Linked DNA regions of Homo sapiens: region 2 is linked to region 1. The links are chromatin contacts, found by Hi-C or POLR2A ChIA-PET in ENCODE. All regions are on one chromosome and are shown on one strand. Each heading gives the region's core, a stretch centred on a gene start or an enhancer-like site at or near the end of the contact. The rest is flanking DNA. Distances are from core to core; before and after follow the strand shown.

Region 1 (4,047 bases), core at 1,169-3,668:
ATGAGTTATAGGGCTCTTGGCCCTGAGTTCAGTGTTAACGAATCACAATGTAAAGATGTCTTTACATAAAAACACACATAAAACAAGGTTATAGGCCGGGCGCGGTGGCTCACGCCTGTAATCCCAGCACTTTGGGAGGCCGAGACGGGGGGATCACGAGGTCAGGAGATCGAGACCATCCTGGCTAACACGGTGAAACCCCGTCTCTACTAAAAATACAAAAATTAGCCGGGCATGGTGGCGCGCGCCTGTAGTCCCAGCTACACGGGAGGCTGAGGCAGGAGAATGGCGTGAACCCGGGAGGCGGAGCTTGCAGTGAGTCGAGATCGCGCCACTGCACTCCAGCCTGGGCGACAGAGCGAAACTCCGTCTCAAAAAAAAAAAAAAAAAAAAAACAAAACAAGGTTATATGTTGATCAGTTGATGAAAACATTGTCACCAGAGGCTCACAGGAACCTAATTCTGTACTTCCCCTAGTAGGAATGGTTTAGTATTCAATAATTATTTGTTGGTGGCTACTTATAAAATCTAACTATCACAGGTACAGTAATGAGAATTAACTATATGTCTTTCTATTCGTATTTCCTATCCTTTCTTACATAAAAATTAAAAATTTCTTTGTACTTTTTGTCTTTGAAAAATATTTCACTAAATAAAGAGAACTGTGTTCAAAAATCACTTGTGATGTTATGTTACCAATTTAATATACAATTAGGTGTATTAGTTTTAGTATGCATTCAATTTTAAGCTCACCTTTTTATTTTCTATTTTTTGAATATGTAAAACATGCACATGGATTAAAAGTCTCACTGTAAAGAAAGTTTTCACTTTCATCCCTATCCCCTCACCCCTTTGTAGTTAACCATTTTTGTGGTCTCTGATTTAACCTTCCAGAGTTGTTTTGTTGTTGTTGTTGCTGTTGTTTTGAGACAGAGTCTCACTCTTGTTGCCTAGGCTGGAGTGTAATGGCCCCATCTCGGCTCACCGCAACCTCTGTCTCCCGGGTTCAGACAATTCTCCTGCCTCAGCCTCCCGAGTAGCTGGGATTACAGGCATGCGCCACCATGCCTGGCTAATTTTTTTGTATTTTTGTAGAGACGGGGTTTCTCCATGTTGGTCAGGCTGGTCTCGAACTCCTGACCTCAGATGATCCGCCCACCTCGGCCTCCCAAAGTGCTGGGATTACAGGCGTGAACCACTGCGCCCGGCTTTTTTTGTTTTTGAGACAGAGCCTTGCTTTGTTGCCCAGGCTGGAGTGGTGGCACGATCTCGGCTCACTGCACCCTCCGCCTCCGAGGCTCAAGAGATTCTCCTGCCTCAACCTCCCCAGGAGCTGGGATTACAGGCGCGCGCCACCACGCCTGGCTAATTTTTTTTTTTTTTTTTTTTTTTTGGTAGAGACGGGGTTTCACCATGTTGGCCCGGCTGTTCTCGAACTCTTGGCCTCAAGTGATCTGCCAGCATCGGCCTCCCAAAGTTCTGGGATTACAGATGTGAGCCACCGCGCCCGGGCCCAGAGGTTTTTAAAATGCAAAAACAAATACATATACTTTTGTTTCCCTTCCTTCATTAAACTTCGCTTTTTTTTAAAAAAGAAAAAAACCCGTATACGTTGGAGGTCACTTTATATTGGTACTGTGAAATCATCCTCCTGTTTTATAAGCCGCGTGTTTACTTATAAGCACTCCACGGGTTAGTCAACTCATTGGAGCAAGCGTTTTGAAGTGTGGCAGATTGACAGTCCACCTGAAATCAGAATAACTGAGTTCAAATCCTGACTACACCATTTAACTCGTCGTTTCATCTTGAGCAAGTCCTTTACCATTTTTGTGTCTCAGTTTTCTCATCTGTAAAATGAGGCTGTTGTGGAAAAGACAGTAGACAGCTCACTGGGCTGTCATGAGCAACACATGAATTCACACATTTAAAGTGCTTATGACAGTGCATGGCGCATACGAAGCCCTCAAGTTAAATAAAAATCGGGGTAGGTGGGAGCGATGGAGATTTATAACAGCTTCCGGTAAATGTCGAGGCACAGTATTTCCAGAGCTTGTGCGAAGTAGGGAACCCAACAGCTCTCATGGCCTCGAAAGAAGGGGGATCCTGTGTCCGGGAAGCTCGGCCGCAGTCCTGCAATGTCTAGGGCAGCGGTGAGAGCGCTGTGGCTGGCTCAACGCAGCCCGACACCAGGGAAGACGCTCTGGCCCTCAGTTTCCCGGCAGCAAAGGAGCGCGAGGTGGTCTCCACTTTCAGCCTACTCGGTCCGGGGTTGCGAACTGTAAGGTCTGAGTTGCTGCGGCGCAGGCAGCGGAGACCAAGCAGGGATCTTAACAGGGTTTAGCGCCACGCGGGCCAGGGCCGAGGCCGGAGCTGGGAGGGGCGCGCCCGGGAAGGGGCGGAGCTGCGGCGGTGGCGCCAAATCGCAAATATGGCGCCGGAGCGGCTGCGGAGCCGGGCGCTCTCCGCCTTCAAGTTGCGGGGCTTGCTGCTCCGTGGGTGAGTGGGCTCGGGCAGCTTGAAGGGCGAGAGGGAAGAGCTGGGGCCCGTCTGCCTGGTGCGGCAGCGGGACGCACCGCGGCGGCTCCCCGCGCGCCGAGAGGGGGCTTGACCTTAAATTTCAGAGTTCTAAGAAGCGGTCGGGCGCGGTGGCTCACGCTTGTAATCCCAGCACTTTGGGAGGTCGAGGCGGGCGGATCACGAGGTCAGGAGATCGAGACCATCCTGGCCAACATGGTGAAGCCCCGTCTCTACTAAAAATACAAAAATTAGCTGGGCGTGGTGGCGCGCGCTTGTAGTCCCAGTTAGTTGGGAGGCTGAGGCAGGAGAATCGCTTGAACCCGGGAGGAGGAGGTTGCGGTGAGCCGATATCGTGCCACTCTACTCCATCCTGGCGACAGAGAGAGACTCCATTAAAAAAAAGTTCTAAGAAGCGAGGTGGATCTTGAGGCTGCCGTGCCTTCTTTGGTTTCCCCGACCCATGCGAGGAGTTTAATGTTTCTTCTAGGCGGGCCGAGGCTCTTCTGCACATGTCAAACTGAGCCCGAGAAGCTGCAACCTATCTATGGCAGCCGGTTATCAACATTGTGACCTGGACAGCTCTCAGGCTCCCGGGAAGGTTGCTGAGACATAAGATGAGAGACCCGAGAAAGCCCACTTGCACGTCTGCAGTTGCCAATTTATGTGAAAGTCAGGTTTCCTGGGCATATCCGTGTTTTTGAGGACCTATAGAACATATGAACCTTCCCAAGATTTCTCTCATTAAATCTGCTCCGTGTTTTAGAGTTCTATATGTACGTGTGTGTGTGTGTGTGTGTGTGTGTGTGTGTGTGTGGTGTGTGTGTATATATATATATGTATTTTTTTTTTTTTGAGTCATGGTCTCACTCTCGCCCAAGCTGGAGGGCAGTGATGCGAACTTGACTTACTGCAGCCTCAACCTCCTGGGCTGAAGTAGCTGGGACTGCAGGCATGGGCCACCATACCTGGCTGATTTTTTGTTGTTGTATGTTTTTTAGAGACGGGGTCTGGCTATGTTGCCCAGGCTGGTCTTGAACTCCTGGGCTCAAGTAGTCCTCGCGCCGTGGCCTCCCAGAATGCTGGAATTACAGGCGTGAACCACTGCGCCTGACCTAGAACACAATATTTTATACATATTGAAATACCTGCTGGATTGGATATACCTCTCTGTATCAGTTTTTATTGCTTTTGTGTGTGTAGATTTTTGGTTGGTTTTGTGAGTTTTATGGGACTTTTAACTGTGCTTTGGGAGATGCCTTGGGAGAAAATAATGAATTTTGTTCAATTGGTCCTTGACATTTTGAAAGCATGAGGAACTGATGAATTAACTTTCTTTTCGCTTAGAATTTGACCTAATATTAAGCTTTTGTTCATTAATTATTTCAGTCATAAGTATACTTAAATCTGTTAGCTGCAAAGCACCGTGCTGGGGTAAGGGGGTGCAATAGAGAGCAAGAGCTTTGTAGGGGGCAGATAATGTATTCTATTGCTGCGTGACAAATTACCCCACAATTTAAAGGCTAAAACAGT
Region 2 (4,235 bases), core at 136-2,635, 350 kb before region 1:
GGAGTGCAGTGGTGTGACCTCAGTTCACTGCAACCTCTGCCTCCCAGGTTCAAGCGATTCTCTAGCCTAAGCCTCCCGAGTAGCTGGGATTGCAGGTGCACTCCACCACACCCAGCTAATTTTTGTATTTTTAGTAGAGATGGGGTTTCGCCACGTTAGGCAAGCTGGTCTTGAACTCCTGGCCTCAACTGATTCCCCACCTCAGTTTTTCCAGTTTATATTCTCAACAGCAGGGTATGCGGATTCCTATTTTCCTATTCCCTCAATAATTAAGGGGATGATGCTCTTTCTGTTGTTTTTTATAGATCTGCATGGAACAATGCTGCTTCTCTGCATGACTAGAGTTTGTTTTCTCTTTGAAGATAATCTCACTAGGATCAAGACCATACCTGCTGGAGAGTCAGGACTCTGGATTTCTGATTGTTTTCAGGACAGCTACCCTCATCCTAGGCTGATCTGAGTTTCTGGGTCTTTCTCTGCCTGTTCTTTCCTCTCCCCTTCCCTTCCCTGCTGCAGAAAGTGTTTTATGTGGGTGTCAGCAACATCAGGACCTTTCAAGCCCCTTGCCCCAGTATCATCCCTGAATGCAAAACTCACTCAGAGGCCTGGGGAAGAGATTCGAACTCTGCTTTTCCTCTGCCACCTCAGGTGTGTTCCAGCTTACAAGACACTTTCACAGAAAAAAAGTTCAGGGAATGGAATTGGAAGGCAAAAATAGCTGCTCGATGCTGACTTGGCACATTTGACTTTGACCAAATCATCCAGCGCCTCGTCCTTAGTACTCTGGTTTCCACAGAATAATCCTCATGCAGTGAGTAGTGGAAGTCAGGAGGAATAAACTGCCTAGATGTCATGAAGGGAAAACAATGCACAATAGACTTGTGCAGAATCTATTCCTGTCCGTTTCCCTGTGAATCCAGATTGCTGAACACTGGCCGATGTCTGAGCTGTGGTTTCCCCCTGGATTTGAAATTTAGTTACTAGAAGACAATGCTTTTGAATGGCTTCTTGGCCATGACTTTCACAGGGCCTGCTGGCTGTTGCCTGATGATTGTCTGATAGGCCTAGCCCCTTGGCAAAGCAATGTTTCATTTGCAAAACTACGCTTGTCCGGTGCCTCCTGGGAACTGAAAGCCTGGCATCAGCAGAGGAACGCAAATTGGGCAAATCACGGATCTCCCAGGCGTGCGTTGCTTGGGGGCCATGGTACACAGCACTGCTAAAAGTCTAGGACAATCTATGTGTTTTAGGAGCAAACCAGTGCCTTGCACTTCTAAGCTGTATCCTTTGCTCCCTCCCTGAGAGGCAGCCGTGTGCTCTGGGCTTCCTAGGTAAGTGACTCACACCAACTATAAGCCTGGCTTATGACCTAGAAAAGGAAACAGGAAGTGGCTTAGAGACATAAAGAGCACAGCCCAGAAGGGGCTGCTGTGGAATTCTCCTCAGATGAGACGGAGTCCAGTGGGCAGAGGGGCAACTTAGCATCCTCTCTTTCCCCATGTTACCACGATGCTCTTGGCAGGGACCATTTGATGGGGATTCGGATGTCTTCCTGGGGTGGTGAGCAGGGGTGAGGGAGGGGGAACTGCTGCTGGGTCAGTAGCTCCTCTCCAGAGTGAGCCCATCTGTGGAATGCCATGCCCCTTCTCTATCCCATCTTTGCAAGTGGGCTTGGGTTCTTGGGATGAGTTCTTCAGGCCTTATAAATGCAAACTGTGCAGAGGTGCCTCCAACAAGAAAAACCAGTCTCTGGCAGGGCCCCTAAGGGCAGGATTCTGGAGAGGCCGCCCTGTCCTCAGTTTGGCCCTGGGACATTCTGGCCGAAAGTAGGATGGCTGCGGCAGAGGGAGGAGAGGGGCCTCCCTGTTGATGGAGGCCACCATGTAGGGCTTCACTATGCTTCCCTTTCTGGCTCTCCCAGGGAGGAAGGGTGGCTGGCAGCTGGCGGCAGGGCTTGTGAAGGCTTAGCCCTGGGCCTGGTCCTGCTTCTCTTAGAGGTGGCTGGTTGTGCAATGGCATCCTGGCTGCTCCTCTTGGAGCCCTGTGACCACAGTTCCAGGCTCCACCCCCATTTCTCACCGCCGGTGGTGAGAAATGGAATTTTTTTGTTTTGTGTTTTTATGCTGTTCCCGTAACACCCAGCACCAGTCCCCAAGGATGAGTGCTGAAGATCCATAGCCATGGCAGGGCAGGGCCTAGGTACTGAAGGAAGATCCCACTCAGAGTTCAGTTCCACCCACTGCAAAACGCCCTCCGAGGACCCTCACTAGACCAGTTCCTCCAAGTGCGGTCCGCAGGCTGCCATCAGCGGGATCACGGGGTGAGGAAGGGGCTGTTTAAAACACGGGTTCTTGGCCCCATCTGCAGACCCCCAGAATCTAACCCTCTCAGGGAGAGTCCTGGAAATCTGTGTATCTAGAAGCACTTTCTTCCCCAGGCTGGCCAGCTCAGAAATGTCTAAAAACTTTTCTCGATACCAATCCTGGTCTCATTTATTATCCTTCTCATGAAAATGATTTGCTTCCTTTCAGCCTTGTATGACCTCTGAAAATATGACCTGAAGCAGATGGATGCACTCACATAAGAAACATCACCTGTGGCCTTCATCGGTAAGCATGGATTGCTGTTTTCACTCAGGGGCTTTGAAGGAAGACACCTTTGATCATTGGGCTGCCTCTACTTTTCGCTGAGTTGTCACTATTAAATGCCCTTCCCTGGCTTTGCCTTCTCTCTTCTCCACCAGAAAATGGGCCTGCTGCTTGAAGAAGTTGGGCTCTTGGAGTTCTCTAGCACAGGGGCCATGAAAATCAATGACTTCCTTGTTTGCTGACGGAGCAGAGGTAGAATCTCTTGGTGTTTCCACGGAGAAAACACTGACCATGAAGAGCCAAGAAAGATGACATGATGAAGCCATCAGGGGAAGCACCAAACATCCTCAACTCTGCTCACCCATGGTTTTCTCCCGCCCTCCCAGAGCTCCTCCTGCGTGAGTAATGCAGTGTGTGCTGGTGCAGTGTCTCACTGAAAAAAGAAAGAAACCCTGATTTGCAGCATTGGCCAATTTCTGTAGTGTAAATACTCCCACCATAGCAGATTTCAGGTTACCAAGGGTTTCACAACTGGTTCACAAGTCTTGACTGTAATGACCAGCTCATGCAACTCCAGCATCTCATCATCTCCGCCCTGTCCCAGAAAATCCCCACATCACACCCAGGCTGAATATCACTTTCAGCTTCTCAGTCAGAAGGAGAAGTGGTTAACTATGCCAGGATGGTAATGACTAAATATCAGAATGGTGAGTGTGGAGGGTCAGGATGTCTGCCAAATTGGAGATGACTCTTCACTTCTCAATCTTGGTGTCTCATCTGGGGAAGCTGGAGGGAGACATGCACAGCTTCTCATGAACAGTCCTGGAAGCCCTTACCCCAAGGCCTCATGGGGCTCTCTCCAGGGCTTGCTCTTTGTCACTCCTTTAAAAGCCTGTCATTCATTGCCAGAGAACAGAAGACTCCATCCTAAGGCCAAGTTGAAAACGGCAGGCTTGGGAGCTGTCTAGACTCTGGGTCCTGGCTTTTGTCTTGGCTGGTGTCAAAATGGACTCTTTAAAAACTGTCCTCAGGAAGATTCCCCATCCAACTCTGAACAGCCTGGACTGATCTTTTTCTGATTTTTAGGGGTCTTGTGAACAAGAGTCAGGTGGGCGGGCAGCTCTTGTAAAGCTGAACATAACCAAATTTGTCCATAGCCTGTGACAGCAAAGATCACAAAATTCTTCCCTCCCCTTTAGGGCCTGGGAGTGACGCCGAACCAAGGGGAGGATAGTGACCTATTTTATCTCCCAAACATTGGGCAGCCAGTTGCATTTGCAGATTTAAAATCCACCCACACTACTGCAGTTTCTGTTCTCCTGCCCCCCCGAGCATACTTCTGGCTGGAGCTGGTTTTGTAAAGTGGAGTTGGCTGTGGGTGTGGGAGTCCTCCTCGGAGAGCCTGGTCTGACAGCCCCAGTCAACAGCCCTCCCATGGGCATTTGGGCTGCTCCAGTCCCGGCAGGTGCACAGCTCAGGGGAATCTGGTTTTGTCTTGGTCTCAGCCAGGGAAGTCTAGTTAAAGAAAGAAAAGGTTGGCCGGGTGCAGAGGCTCACACCTGTAATCCCAGCACTTTGGGAGGCTGAGATGGGCAGATCACGAGGTCAGGAGTTTGAGACCAGCATGGCCAACATGGTGAAACCCCG

Evidence for each region. A loop is a pair of places that touch in the nucleus more often than their neighbours do. ChIA-PET counts read pairs that join two places held with the same protein, here RNA polymerase II (POLR2A). Pooled maps may share reads with other maps.
Region 2: a loop to region 1 is called in a pooled map, with 5 times the contacts of the local background. The contact joins the enhancer-like site here to the promoter of POLE2 in region 1. A Hi-C loop is called at or near these places in 7 of 50 pooled maps. POLR2A ChIA-PET finds 5 or more read pairs at or near these places in 2 of 52 experiments (GM12878 and PC-3).

Annotation. Positions count from the first base shown.
Region 1 is chr14:49,686,585-49,690,631 of GRCh38, reverse strand. POLE2 (DNA polymerase epsilon 2, accessory subunit) reads left to right here and starts at 2,418. Exons shown (of 19, transcript NM_002692.4): 1 at 2,418-2,496. The coding sequence starts at 2,429. RefSeq lists a silencer at 2,306-2,355 and enhancers at 1,660-2,419, 2,420-3,181.
Region 2 is chr14:50,037,766-50,042,000 of GRCh38, reverse strand. It overlaps LINC01599 (long intergenic non-protein coding RNA 1599), which reads left to right. Exons shown (of 9, transcript NR_131171.1): 5 at 2,532-2,609; 6 at 2,744-2,986. Among named protein-coding and RNA genes, the nearest start is that of LINC01588, 32 kb to the right of the region's middle. RefSeq lists an enhancer at 3,347-3,396 and silencers at 3,256-3,550, 3,987-4,076. Within about 2 kb of position 1,385, at least 21 of the 41 ENCODE cell types and tissues checked have a DNase peak (open chromatin) inside an H3K27ac peak, as active enhancers do; they include GM12878 and PC-3, where a contact is called at or near this core.